Linked DNA regions of Mus musculus: region 2 is linked to region 1. A link is a contact called in ENCODE Hi-C or POLR2A ChIA-PET data. All regions are on one chromosome and are shown on one strand. Each heading gives the region's core, a stretch centred on a gene start or an enhancer-like site at or near the end of the contact. The rest is flanking DNA. Distances are from core to core; before and after follow the strand shown.

Region 1 (6,606 bases), core at 1,067-3,566:
CCTCCTTTGGTGTGTCTGAAGACAGCTACAGTGTACTCATATAAATATAATAAATCTTTAAAATAAATAAATAAAACAATAAATTAAAAAAAGAGTAATAAGTGTTCTTAACTTGTGGCAGGATCTCAGTGTAGCCCTGGCTTGGCTGGAGCTCCCAGGGATCCGCCTGCCCCTGCCTCCCGAGTGTTGGGATTAAAGATTTACTGCACTTTATAGTGTGTTTGTGTGCCGTGGTGTACATGTGAGGTCAGAGAACAATTGGAGGGTGTCTGTTCTCCTTCCACCATATTAGTCCCAAGGGATTACATTTAGGTTATTAGGCTTGGCAAACAGGTATGTACACCCGCTGAGGCACCTGTGAGCCCCTCATATGACCTGGGTAAAGTGGCATCTCTGTAATCCCAGCACTTGCCTAGGCTGGCATAGGAGGATTTTTATGAGCTCAAGGCTACATGGCTTTTTCCCAAAACGAAAACATTTCCCTCTGCTTACAGAAAAACAAACAAACGAAAAAAAAAAAAAGGTATGTGGGATCTGAGAGCTGAAGTTCAGTTCTCTGGGGATCAGGGGTTGTTCTTAACTGCTAAGCCCCCCAGCCACCCATTAATGTTGAAATAAAATACTAATAAAAAAGCCTCCAGCAAGCCGGGCGTGGTGGCGCACGCCTTTAATCCCAGCACTCTGGAGGCAGAGGCAGAGGCAGGCGGATTTCTGAGTTCGAGGCCAGCCTGGTCTACAGAGTGAGTTCCAGGACAGCCAGGGCTACATGGAGAAACCCTGTCTCGAGAAACCCTGTCTCGAAAAACCAAAAAAAAAAAAAAAAAAAAAAAAAAGCCTCCAGCTTTTGCAAGGACTTGAGTCTGGCTGGGAGCTCCCCATGGCGCTGACTACAGTGGTCAGAAGCTGTAGCTCCAGTCTGATGCTCTCCTCTCTGGCTCCTCACTTGCATCTACTCCATCCCCAATAATTAAGGGAAACCTTGAAATTTCAAGGTCTTACTATGAATCCCAATCTGGCATGGAATTCTTAGTCCTCTTGTTTCAGGGTCTGCAGAGGTGGGTTACAGCCGTGCAACCTATATACCTTTTTTTCTGTGAGCGATTTTCTGTGGTTTTAAGTCTTACATGGGCTCAAGTTACTCCATATGAGAAATTATAAGTCCCACATTTATTTAGATATATATCATGTGCAAGTGACATTAATATTTTGAAGTCACAGTTTAATAAGAACTGTTTTCGTAAGATAATCCAAGGTTATTTGTGTTTTGAAGATGTGGATTCTTGAGATGTGGATACAGAAGTCAGCCCATAGTTACAGAAGAGGATATTCTAATGTGGGGTTATGTGGCTCAAAGCTTGAGTGCAACATCTTTTTTTTTTTTTGAGACAAGGTCTAGCTGGCCTGCCCCAACATCCAGAATGATGCAGTAACAGACCTGTTGCCATACCCTGCTTTGTGCTTGATCTTAACTAACTTGTTTTGGGTCTCTATAAGTAAGCATCTAGGAGCCTGGCAGTGGCAGGCCAGGCCTTTAATCCTATTGCTCAGAAGGCAGAAGCAGGCAGATCTCTGAGTTCAAGACAGCTTGGTCTACAGGGCGAGTTTCAGGACAGCCAGGGCTATACACAGAAACCCTGTCTCGAAAAACCAAAAAAAAAAAAAAAGTCAGGCTGGTAAGATGGCTCAGCGGTTAAGAACACTAACTGCTCTTCCAGAGGTCCTGAGTTCAAGTCCCAGCAATCACATGGTGGCTCACTACCATCTATAAGGGGATCTGATGCCCTCTTCTGGCCTGCAGATCAGAGCACTCATACATTAAGTTAAAAAAAAAAAAAAAAAAAAAAAGAAAGAAAAAAAGAAAGTCTAGGACAGTGTTTCTCAGTCTACCTAATGTGACTCTTTAATACAGTTCCTCATGTGGTGATCCCCCAAACATAAAATTATTTTCGTTGTCACTTCATAACTAATTTTGCTATTCTTATGAATCATAATGTAAATATCTGAATTTTCCGATGATCTTAGGCAACCCCTGTGAGAGGTTCCCAAGTGAAGAACCGCTGGTCTAGGAACTAGGAAGGCAGGAAAGAGAAGAATAAAACAAGATCAAAGCATATGTAAATAAAGCCCTTTGATTGCCGGGAAGTAATCACTGGGCCTTCGGGGAAAGCCTACTTGTTGGTGTCCTACTGCGCATGTGTAATGCTACCCCCCCCTCCGCCCCCCCAGCTCAGAACGGGGCTCTTAAAAAAAATAAATAAATAAAAAGTTAACGTGACGGGTGCCTAAAGTACGCAGGCGCGCTGCCTTGAGCCTGCCTGCCTCCTAGTTCCTGCGCTTGCGGTCTGATGTTTTCTGAGGCCATTCCCTTGGTCTACTACGTCAGTTCCTGTTTGTGGCTGGAAAAGGCGGTATTTCCGGCCAGCGGGTGGGAGGGGGCTGTGAGTGGGGGCTGGGGGCTGGGGGGAGGGGGCGGGGGGGCCCGCGCTGCGCGAGCCGTTGGGCCTGACTCCGAGAAGGCGTCGCCGCCGCCAGCACTGCCGCCGTTGCTGCCGCCAGTTCATAAATAAGGAGCGGGAACGAGCTCAGCGTGGCGATGGGCGGGGGTAGAGCCCGGCCGGAGAGGCTGGGCGGCCGCCGGTGACAGGTGAGTACGCCAGCGCGTGTCCCCAAGCGCCCTCCCCTCCGCGATGGTCGCGTCCTGGCCCCCCGTGGGGCCTCGCTGGGCCGTACCACCCGTGCCCGCCTGGCGGGGACCACGGACCTGGAGGCTCCCCCCCTCTTCCGGAACGGAGTGGGGGCGCCTGCTGCGGGGCTGGGGGGGACAAACCCAGAGGGACGCGGGGCGGGTGCCGTGGTCCATACCACTGCGGCGGCGGGGGGAGCTCTCTCTGAGTGTGCGGGCTGGGGGCTGCCCTCGGGGACATCGGGGGAGACAGCTCCTTCTCTGTGGTGCCAGCCTGTCCAGCTTTTGAGGCGCTCACCGTGTCAAGTGCCGCTTGGGTGCTTTGGGAGCCGTTCCTATAGTGCACTTAGAGGGATGGGAGCTTCTGGAGAGGGGTCTGGGCCCAGGGTGGCCGTGTTGGGGCAGTCAGGGTAGTACCACCTAGACACGAGAGAGCAGTCTTTGTACTTAGAGGAGAACAGGGTCGGGTGGAGGGCTGTGATGTTTATCATCTTTGAGGCACAGGGTGCTGGGAGGCCCGAGTGAGTGTTAAGGGGCGTACTTTTAGGGGTGTGATACTGAGTGGGCGAGGAGCGCTTTTCTCTTCCTGTAATATGCAGGGGTGGGCGTTTACACTCAGCTCACCCTTTCTTGAACTTCTTTATGACTTTGGGGAAAACGGGATCGTTACTGGGCTGCTTTTTATCATGGGGTTGTCCACTCACCACTCCAGAACCCTCTCAGATTATTTCTCTTTAAGGTGTGTGGGACATCCTTTGGCAAGTTCTTTGCTTCCGGGGGTGGAGATGTGTTTTAGAAGTCACTGAAGTTTTCTGATCTCTAGTCTGGCTCCCTACTAGGAAAGGGAGGGGCTATCGGGCTTGGATAAGGAGAAGTGCCTCTGGACCTGCCTGTCACCTTTTGGGCGGAAGGTGTGTTTTAAGGGACAGCTCTCTAGAGCGAAGTGGGGGGGGGGCATCTTTATTCTCAGAATTTGGGGCCCCTGTTTCTCTCATTTGGAGAACTTTTGGCACCTGGTGACAGGCCTCCCCCTGCTAGAAAACCATAGGTTCAGGTCAGGCTGATTTTTAGCCTGTTTACTATTCCCTCCTCAGAGATGCAGGTGAGAGTTCAGGTACTGCCTGGTGTCGTGGATATGGATGTGAAGGGGCCCACGTTTCTCCAGCCCTGGCCACGTGGCTGCTTGTGCCTCCCTGTTACCAGCTCAATCTAGAGTCCTGTTTACGCTCCTACTAGTTGAGTGATAACAGTTGGCCTCTTGGTGAGGTTGAGTGCTGTTTTCCCAGCTGTTCGCTCTGCAGAGGCCAAGGGTACTTGGAGGGGAGTGTACTTTATCCAGCTTGGTCTGACCTAGGGAGAAAGGCTACGTAATAGTGTTTGGGACTGCTTTAGGTTCCTCACAGACCTAGTTTCTTACTGTGGTCCCTAAGCAGGGAACCCCAGAAGTGTGTGGCCAGTGTCCTTGCTCCTTAGGCTAGCTTGTGATCTTGGCTTGCCCTGTAACCTTTGTCCTAGGTCTAAATTTCCTGGAGGATTGGCTGCAGGCCCTGATTGACCTAGCTGACAAGTCTGGTGATATGGTCAAGGGAACAGACAGTAGCCATTGATCTACAGCGTTGGTGTCCGTGCTTGCCGGCCTCAGTGCGGCGTGGTTCCCAGAGAGAAGGTGCAGGCAGTGGGTGTCCTCTAGGGTTTTCTCCACCAGGGATGGGCTTCTCGACCTCTCCAAGGAGCTTTCAGAAGGTTTGCCTGATAGAGTTAACAGGCGCTATAAAAGTAATGACCGTGAAATTGATAGCTGACCTTCACTCAGAGCATTCAGTGTGCCACACACTGTGGAGGATGCCTTGCGGTCTAGAGTAGCAGACTCTGTTGTCATGCTGTCCTTTTTAGTTGAGGAAACCGAGTCACAGGGCTGCACCATTTCAAGTGATAGTGGGTAGTATGTGCTATTTAGTAGTCCTATCATGCTAGGGATATGATAGGCCTTTTGCACATGGATGGCTTCATGTAAGTTTCAAATATTATAGTTGTGTACCTATCGTTCTGTCTACTTTATAGAGACCTAACAGTGAGGTAGGAATGTTATGCCCAGGTCACAGGTAAGGCAACCAAGGCACTGAGCCATTGTGGCTTCTGTTTGCGACTAACTACTCTGTGCCCAGCTTTGGGCTTGTGGCTTTATATAGCATTTTATTTCTTTTTGTTGAAGCAAAATTAGAAATTGCAGCCTGAAGGAGAAGGTGCTTTTTTCCAGGTCTGAATCAGACCCCTTGGAAGCCAGGCTGGGATTTAGACGCAGAGGTCCCAGGCTGCAGTGCTCTCTGCCCTCTTGAGCCTGGTTCTGGGTGTCTGCATTCTTTGGATGTTCCTGTACTTGAAAGTTTCAGCATTTCAGGTTTTTCGGGAGAAACTGGGGGACAGAACTGAATAAGACCTCTTTTAGCCCTGAGTACATGTGTGCTGGGGACAGAAGACGCTAGCAGGAGAGCCATTCCGCGAGGTGGTGAGAGCAGCTATGGACCCCAGTTAGAGGCAGGGTGAGCATGAGCTCTTCGGGCTGTGTGATTGGAGTGAGAATATCTACATGCAGTAGACTCCGAAGGCGCTCAGCTCCAGCTGCTGTGAAGAGCCAGTGAGTGACTTAACCGATCGATAGAAAGCTTCTACCATGGTGCCAAGCCATGGGAGTCTCTGCGGACACTCAGAACCTGCTGTAGGACGAGGCACCCACCTTATCCATCCCCTGCTTTCGCTTCTGTTAGGTGTCTAGGAATCCAACTCTGTCCAGTCTCCATCTAGACATTCAATGTCCTGGTTCCCAGCTTCTGTAAAGAGCTATGTTGGGCTGACAAGATGGCTCAGGGGGTGAAGACATTTGCTATTATGCAGGCCTTGCAACCTGTGTTCAATCCTCAGAACCCACATAAGGGTAGAAGGTCAGAACCAGCTCCACAGTCGTCCTCTGCATGTCACAGCATGTCCCCAACTATGTACATGTACATACACAATAATACACACAGTTTTCAAAAAGGCTATAGTGCAGTACTAAGCACTGAGTTCAAATCCAGCCTTCCAGGTGCTAGCTGTGTAGCTCTGAGTGGGCACTTCAGCCTTCTTGAAGCCTTATCTGAGTTCAGGGAGGACAATGCCTTCCTTAGGTGGCAACAGGGAATCCTAGATACTGCAGCCTCTTCTATGTCTGGCGCAAGTGATAGACAGGTATGTGCTCAGCGTGGCCTAGCAAATTATAATTCACTGCTGCTAGGATTCTGTGCCCTAGCTAGTTTGTAGTAGTTTGTCAGAGGACATCAGGAGAAAAGCAGGGCTGACGTTAGTCACTTTCCCAAATGTAGAGTCAAGGTGGCACACAGTAAAGTCAGCTAACAAGTGCCTCTCGGTACAAACTGTAGGTCCTTCCCACGTTCCAGAGTTGGTTCATACCTTTGTTTTGTGTGCTTTTTCTAAATCCCTGCCACAGTCATGGAGTGGTGGAAAGGTTGGGAGCAGGCAGGGTGTTGCATCAGGTGAAAATACTAGGGTACTGACAGAGTCCCAATTCTGTCCAACGTTGTACAGCATGTCTTTAATCCCAGCGCTGAAGAGACAGATGCTGGTGGGTCTCTGTGGGTTCCAGGCCAGTCTGATGTACATAGTATGTTCCAGATTAACCAGGACTACATAGTAACACCCTGTTTACAAAACACAAGTCTTTTGTGGAGCTGAAGGAAACCAACAGGAGGGTAAGCAAGGAATAGGTTAGCTGCTAGGTGGTGAATTTGGGTGAGGCCCTGGGGACCATCAGGAGCTTCTTTGCCTAGGAGCAGCAGGGAGACCACCGTGGGTGGGTGGGGGGGGGGGAGAGGATGAGCTTGATGAGGTGTAGGGATGTCCCACAGGGAGAGGCCTGCGAGAGTGGGTGA
Region 2 (6,606 bases), core at 1,289-3,788, 38 kb before region 1:
AGCCTCTGCAGTCACCAAGCACACATGTGGTTCACAGACATCCATGTGTGCAAAACACCCATACACATTAAAAAATATATACAACGCCAAACATTAAAAAATAATAAATCAATCAATCAAGGATTTTCCTATCTCTGCATCCTCAGACCTATGGATGGTGGATATGTGCCAGCCACCAAATCTGACTTTTTACCTGAATGCAGGGGATCCGAATGCAGGTCCGAATGCTTGCACATCAAATGTTACCCACAGATCCATCTACCCAGGCCCATAGTGTGCAACACAGTGATGACAGTCCCAGTTGAAGGCAACGTGGTCAGTAACAAAGTAACAATATTAGCTCAATGCCACAGTAAACTAACTGTGTTACAAGTTAATTAGGGTTGGTTTGGTGGCCAATGCCTGTTGGGGGTTATGTATTCATATGCTAAATATTGGCTCCCAAGGTCTGGTTGCCCCCAACAAGGTGACCCTCAGCTACACTATGTGATGCTATATAAACCCTGCTCCCCAATGTAAAGCTAATTGGTTAATAAAAGGCTAGAGCCTGCAATTGGGCAATAGGAAGAAAGAGGCAGGCCTTGAGGATAAAATGAGGGGTCTGAGGAGAGGCCAGGGTAGGAAAAGGAAGGAAGGATAAAGGAGCCCAAGGAAAGAGGCCTTCAGGACTGGAGATGGACCATGAACATGTGGCCAGGAGAAATAGACCCCAAAAGCAACCCCAGGAAGATTCAAACAGCACGTAACAAGAGACTTACGGCAGAGATGTACAAGAGACTCGCGGCAGAGATGTATGTTAGAATAGTTCCAAAACCTGCCCAATTTAAGTTTACAGCTTGTAAACAAAATGCCAGGACTGTGTATCTTTTATATAGGCTAGCTAAAACATAATAATTCATTTTTACAAACACCTATAGGCAGAGGTAAGAGGATCAGGAATTCAAGACCACATATGGCTACATATGGAATTCAAAGCCTGCCTAAGCTACACAAGGCTCAGCCAACAAATGAACAAACGCTCAGAATTCACATTTTCCTGGTAGTGTCCCCATGCGCTTTTGTTGTTGTTTGACAGTTTCGTGTAGCTCAGGTTGGCCTTGAACTTGTAATGTATCAGAGGCTGAGGTAGAGATCCTCCTGCTTTAGCTCCTGGACATTGGGTTTACAGACACACAAACCTGTTGGCTACTGTGCATTTTACAAATGGGAAAGCAGGAATTGGAGAGGCATGGTTTGGTGGCCTGGGTTTCCCACAGGTTTAGGGGTGAAGCTGGGACCCTGGGATACCATAGAATACCATATAATATCCCACACCATGGAAATATGTGAAACGTGTACCCACAGAGGAGGGAAAGCTATAAGGCTGGGTGGCTCCTTGTGGGTAATGCTGAATACAGATGTGTTAGTGGAGAGATGGAGACACCAGGGCGATTTGAGGGTAATCTAAGGGGAGATGGAAACAGGAAGTACAAGAATAACTGGTATGAAGAGATTTAGGGGAAATGGGGGTTTCATGAAGGAGATGTGTGGGTGACTAAGACAATGATGACAGAGAGACCGGCTCATCAGTGCTTGCAATCCCCACACTCAGGAGGCTGAGCAATTGGATCTAAAATTCAAGGCCAGCCTGAGTTGCACTGGTGACTGAATGCTAATCTCCCGCACAGGTACCCAGTGCTAACAAAGATGGAAGAGTGACCAGCGGAGCACTGGGGACAGCAGGGGCGTGTCTGAGCTGACATACTTTGAGGTTACAAGGAGACCCTGTCACATAAAAAGAGAAAACTGAGCATATAAGGCCAATCAGGGCTTAAGGGGAATGAAAATGAATAAAAAGGACAATGTTTGTGCTGAAGAGATGGTGCAGCAGTTAAAAGCACTTGTTGCTCTTCCAAAGGACCTGAACTAGAAAACCCAGCATTCACATGGGATGGCTCACAACCATTCGTAACTACAAATCCAGGGAATTAGACATCTTCTGATCTCCTCGGGTAAATGCAGTCACAGATACTCAATTAATTGTAAACAAACAAAAAAACAAAAATTACTTCTTAAAGGAGGGGGCGATGTGAGAGAGGTCATGGCGTCAGAAGGGGAGGGGTGGTGACGATTTAAGTGGGGTATGATTTAAGAGAAGGGATGAGGGCACCTAAGTGGGCCAAGGACGATATAGAAGAGATGCATTATAGACGAGAGGGTGACACAGGGAGGGCAGCCAAGGTGTCGCGCACCAGATCGCACAGTACCTGCACGTCAGAGTCTTCTACTCCAGAACCTAGCCCCGCCTTCCCGCCCACCTGTGCGCAGGCGCAGTCGCGCTAGACTGCGGGCAGGGTGGGGGCTAGACTTGATCCTTTCTGATTGGCGGCGTTCTTCGCGACCGAGGCTCTGTGTTGTCATGTGATGGTCGCCGCCCCACACTCTCTTGCTGGTTGGAGGCTAGGAGGGCTAGAGCGGCTGGTGGAAGGTGCAGTCTGGCTTCCGGTATCAAGGGCAGGACTTCCGGGGCGGGCGGCCCAGGCCGAGGGAGGAGTGTCTGACAGTTGGCGCGACCCGGAGGGCGGGCGGGCGCCTCGTGGGGGTGCGGGCCCCAGAGTGCCAGGTGAGGTGCGGGACTGGGACGGAGGAGGTTAGGGATGGAGATACGGGGTGGCCGGGGGTCTGGACTTCCCGCGCAGCCCATACTGTACGATCAGATAAATGATTTCTCTTTCTGAGCCTCAGTTTCCTCTTCTGTACAATGGGGGCCCAGAAGCTGACCGTAGAACCCGTGTAATGGGACGTCAGGTCGTGCACACCCGTTCTGCTCTCAGAGCTCTCCATGTTACTCTTCCATCCTCGTTAGCACTGATGATGGGTACCCGCGCGGGAGCTGCCCGAGCTAGCAGGCCAGCGGGTTTGGGTTCTAATCCCAGCTTCCCTTTGCAAGAACTGGGCCTGTGTCATTACCTTTCTGAGCCCAAGTTTTCTCTGTTTAGTGAAAACCGATAATCTCAGGCTCCTATGTTCGTCGTGTGGATCCTGATGAATGTCTTTGGCATACCAACAGCTCGGTGGATCGGGATTGTAGCTGAGAGTTCTAACAACATAGAGGAGGGAAGCCCAAAGGAAGCAAAACAACAGTCAAGAAGATTGTTTGCCTCTTTCCTGAGTCCTGAAATAGCGATTTAAAATAATGACTAATGCATGTTCCTCAATTTAAAAGGGGGCATTTTGCATTGTTATCCTAGCCAGGAGAAGGGAACCTTAACTTGAAATACAATAGAAATAGAACATTCCTCTTCATTTGTGGGCAGTAAATGAAAGATACTTGAAAAGTTGTTTTGTTTGTGTGTTTGTTTGTTTATTTACTTATTTATTATTTTTGAAGCTGGGTCTCTGTTTGTAGCTCTTTCTGTCGTGGAACTCACTACATAGACCAGGTTGGCTTTGAACTCACAGATAAACTGCCTGCCTCTGCCCCTCTACCCAGTGCTGGGATTAAAAGCCTCTGCTATCATGCCAGGGTGGCTAAATAGTCTTATATACTTGGTTTCCACCTCACATCTGCATGCAACTTACATTAGGTCTACAACTGTCCCAGTCTGTCACTAGTTTAGTTCAGATTTAATGAATACCTGTCAGACGTAGTTGTAGGAACTTTGAGTTTGCTGTTTTAACCCCTCTAATATATATATTTTTTAATTTTAAATGACATGTTTTATTACACTGTATGTAAAACCAGAGGATAGCTTGGCCTGGTGGCCTTTACCTACTTAGCCTACTTATCTCTCTGCCCCTCCCCACCTGCCGCCCCCCCCCCCCCCAGGAGAAAAGCAGAGGTACTTGTTTTTAATTTTTTTCCCCATTGATGTACCTGCCCATGCATTTCTGTGGAGATTAGGAAAAGTTTTGGGAGTCAGTTCTCTTTCTCCGAGTGGGATGCCGGTTCAGGCGACAGAACTCCTGTTGTCTGACTTGATGGCAGGCACCTTTGAGTAGGTTGTCCTATCATTTACTTTAAAGTCCTGGCAATGGAACCCAGGCCAGGCACACGCTAGGCAAGTGCCCCACCACTGAGCAGTTTCCCAGCCCTCGGCTTTTTGAGGTAAGGGCTGTCCACGGAGCACACCTGGCCTGGAACTCAAAAGCCTCAACTTCCCAAGTGCCAAGACTGCAGGTACCTGCTGCTATGATGAGCAGTAGTGGGACCGTCCTTAAATGGCTCCAAGAGGGGGAGTCCCAGAAAGCAGAGCTACCTGCCTGAGGTCAGGGTTGGGTCTAAGTTCCCCTCCCCCCTTCCTCTCCACCTTTCCACCCCTTCTTTGGCTTTTTTGAGACAGGGCCTTAGGCTTTTGCCTTGACTGTCCTCAAGCTCATGGTGCTATTACACCGCCTCCTGAATGCTGGGATTCTAAAGCTGTAAGCATGGTTGGTGCTTTGGATTCAAGACCTTGAAGGACGTAGCATGTGGATTCTGTAAATGGTATTTCTAGAATTGAGTTTTGAGAGCTGTCTTTTTTTTTTTTTAAGATTTGTTTATTTATTATATGTAAGTACACTGTAGCTGTCTTCAGACGCTCCAGAAGGAGTCAGCTCTTGTTACGGATGGTTGTGAGCCACCATGTGGTTGCTGGGACTTGAACTCAGGACCTTGGGAAGAACAGTTGGTGCTCTTAACCACTGAGCCACCTCACCAGCCCGAGAGCTGTCTTTTTAAAAATGTTAATTTTGTCAATTTCCTCTATTCCGAGAGTCAGTGCAAGAGATGGACTTTTAAAAACACTCCTCTGTGTTTGTGTGTATGTCCGTGTGGCTGAGCATGTGGTACCCGCCTGCAGATGCTAAAGTTGGATGTCTTACTCAATTATTCTTTACCTTATATTTTAAATCAGGGTCTCTCACTGAACACGGAGCTTACCCATTTGGGCACACAGGATGGCTAATGAGCTCCAGGGATCCTCCAATCTTCACTTCCCCAGTGCTTGGCTTTATAAAAAGTGGGTGGTGGGGATTTGAACTCAGGTCTTCATGCACAGTACTGACTGAGCCATCTCCCCAGCTGGGGACATGAACTTTTAAGATGGTCTCTTTCCTTTTATGTGTGTGTGTATTTACCAGCCTGTCCATACTTTGCACCATGTACATACCTGACGCACTTGGAGCCCAGGCATGTTGGAGATGGAGTTACAGGTGGTTGTGCCTTGCTCCCAGAGTGCTGGGAACTAAACTGGGTCTTCTACAGGCGCAAACCATGTCCTAAGCACCGAGTCATGTCTCCGGCCCCCAGAAACGGATTTTTTAAATCATAGGGAGAAGAAGCTTGGCACCTGGGAGGTGGAGACAGGAAAATTGTGAATTCATGGCCATCTTGACTAATTCAGGAGATCTAGCTTCACCATGGGACCCAACCAACCAACCAACATGGCGTTAGGAGCTGAAATTGAGTTTAGCAGTGGTGACTTCAAGGCCCTAGACTTCTGGTTTAGTATAGCGGAGGCCTTCCAAGGAGAGACTGGTTATGTCTACTTCACAGCAGTGCCTCACTCCCCATTCATCACACATTGGACTAACCTGAGTTCAAGTCCTGGCCCTGCCTTACATGCTGTGTGTTCCCAGGCTGACCATTCTCTTTCTATCTCTGACTTTATTTCCTCTTTTTGCTCATTTTCCTTCCTCCCAGGATCATCATGGGAAGCCACTGAGGTATGCTTACCTCAGTCCCTGGCACAGAGTGAACACTCGTGAGCACCTGCTCCATGGGCTTCAGAATCGGAGAGAACTTGCTTTTCAATCTCAGAAAGGTCAGTTGCTACATGTGACACTTGACAAGTCCCTGTTCCTTGCTGAGTGAGTCATGTGTGACTTTTTAATTGATGGGAATGGAGCTAATAATGGTCTTCCCTGCGAGGCTGTTGCAAGGCATCTTTGTGATGCTCTGGCCTGGCGGCTACTTGGTACTTGATTTGTGCCATGTCCTGACGGTCTCAGAGCTCTCTATTGTCTGTTGGCGCTAGATTCAGAGCTTGCTGTCTAGCTAAGGACAGCCTTGAGCTTCTTTCTGCTCATGATGCCTCTGTCTCCCAGGTGCTGGGACTGTGGGATGTGTACCTGGTGAGTATGGTGCTGAGACTGTGGGATGTGTACCTGGTGTGTATGGTGCTGAGACTGTGGGATGTGTACCTGGTGTGTATGGTGCTGAGACTGTGGGATGTGTACCTGGTGAGTATGGTGCTGAGACTGTGGGATGTGTACCTGGTGTGTATGGTGCTGAGACTGTGGGATGTGTACCTGGTGTGTATGGTGCTGAGACTGTGGGATGTGTACCTGGTGAGTATGGTGCTGAGACTGTGGGATGTGTACCTGGTGTGTATGATGCTGAGACTGTGGGATGTGTACCTGGTGTGTATGGTGCTGAGACTGTGGGATGTGTACCTGGTGTGTATGATGCTGAGACTGTGGGATGTGTACCTGGTGAGTATGGTGCTGAGACTGTGGGATGTGTACCTGGTGTGTATGGTGCTGAGACTGTGGGATGTGTACCTGGTGTGTATGGTGCTGAGACTGTGGGATGTGTACCTGGTGAGTATGGTGCTGAGACTGTGGGATGTGTACCTGGTGAGTATG

What was found. A loop is a pair of places that touch in the nucleus more often than their neighbours do. ChIA-PET counts read pairs that join two places held with the same protein, here RNA polymerase II (POLR2A).
Region 2: a map of T-helper 1 cell shows a loop between it and region 1 (2.0-fold over the local background). The contact joins the promoter of 2310022A10Rik here to the promoter of Akt2 in region 1. A Hi-C loop is called at or near these places in 2 of 37 maps with a recorded cell type or tissue (T-helper 1 cell and gastrocnemius). POLR2A ChIA-PET finds 5 or more read pairs at or near these places in 4 of 5 experiments (Patski and embryonic stem cell).

What each region holds. Positions count from the first base shown.
Region 1 is chr7:27,589,236-27,595,841 of GRCm38, forward strand. It overlaps Akt2 (thymoma viral proto-oncogene 2), which reads left to right and starts at 2,317. Exons shown (of 14, transcript NM_001110208.2): 1 at 2,317-2,644.
Region 2 is chr7:27,550,752-27,557,357 of GRCm38, forward strand. It overlaps 2310022A10Rik (RIKEN cDNA 2310022A10 gene), which reads left to right and starts at 2,539. Exons shown (of 10, transcript NM_175107.5): 1 at 2,539-2,602; 2 at 5,663-5,783. The coding sequence starts at 5,739. Pld3 (phospholipase D family, member 3) reads right to left here and starts at 2,467. Exons shown (of 14, transcript NM_011116.2): 1 at 2,247-2,467. It overlaps Gm45975, which reads left to right and starts at 5,793. Exons shown (of 2, transcript XM_017312418.2): 1 at 5,793-6,606. The coding sequence starts at 6,100.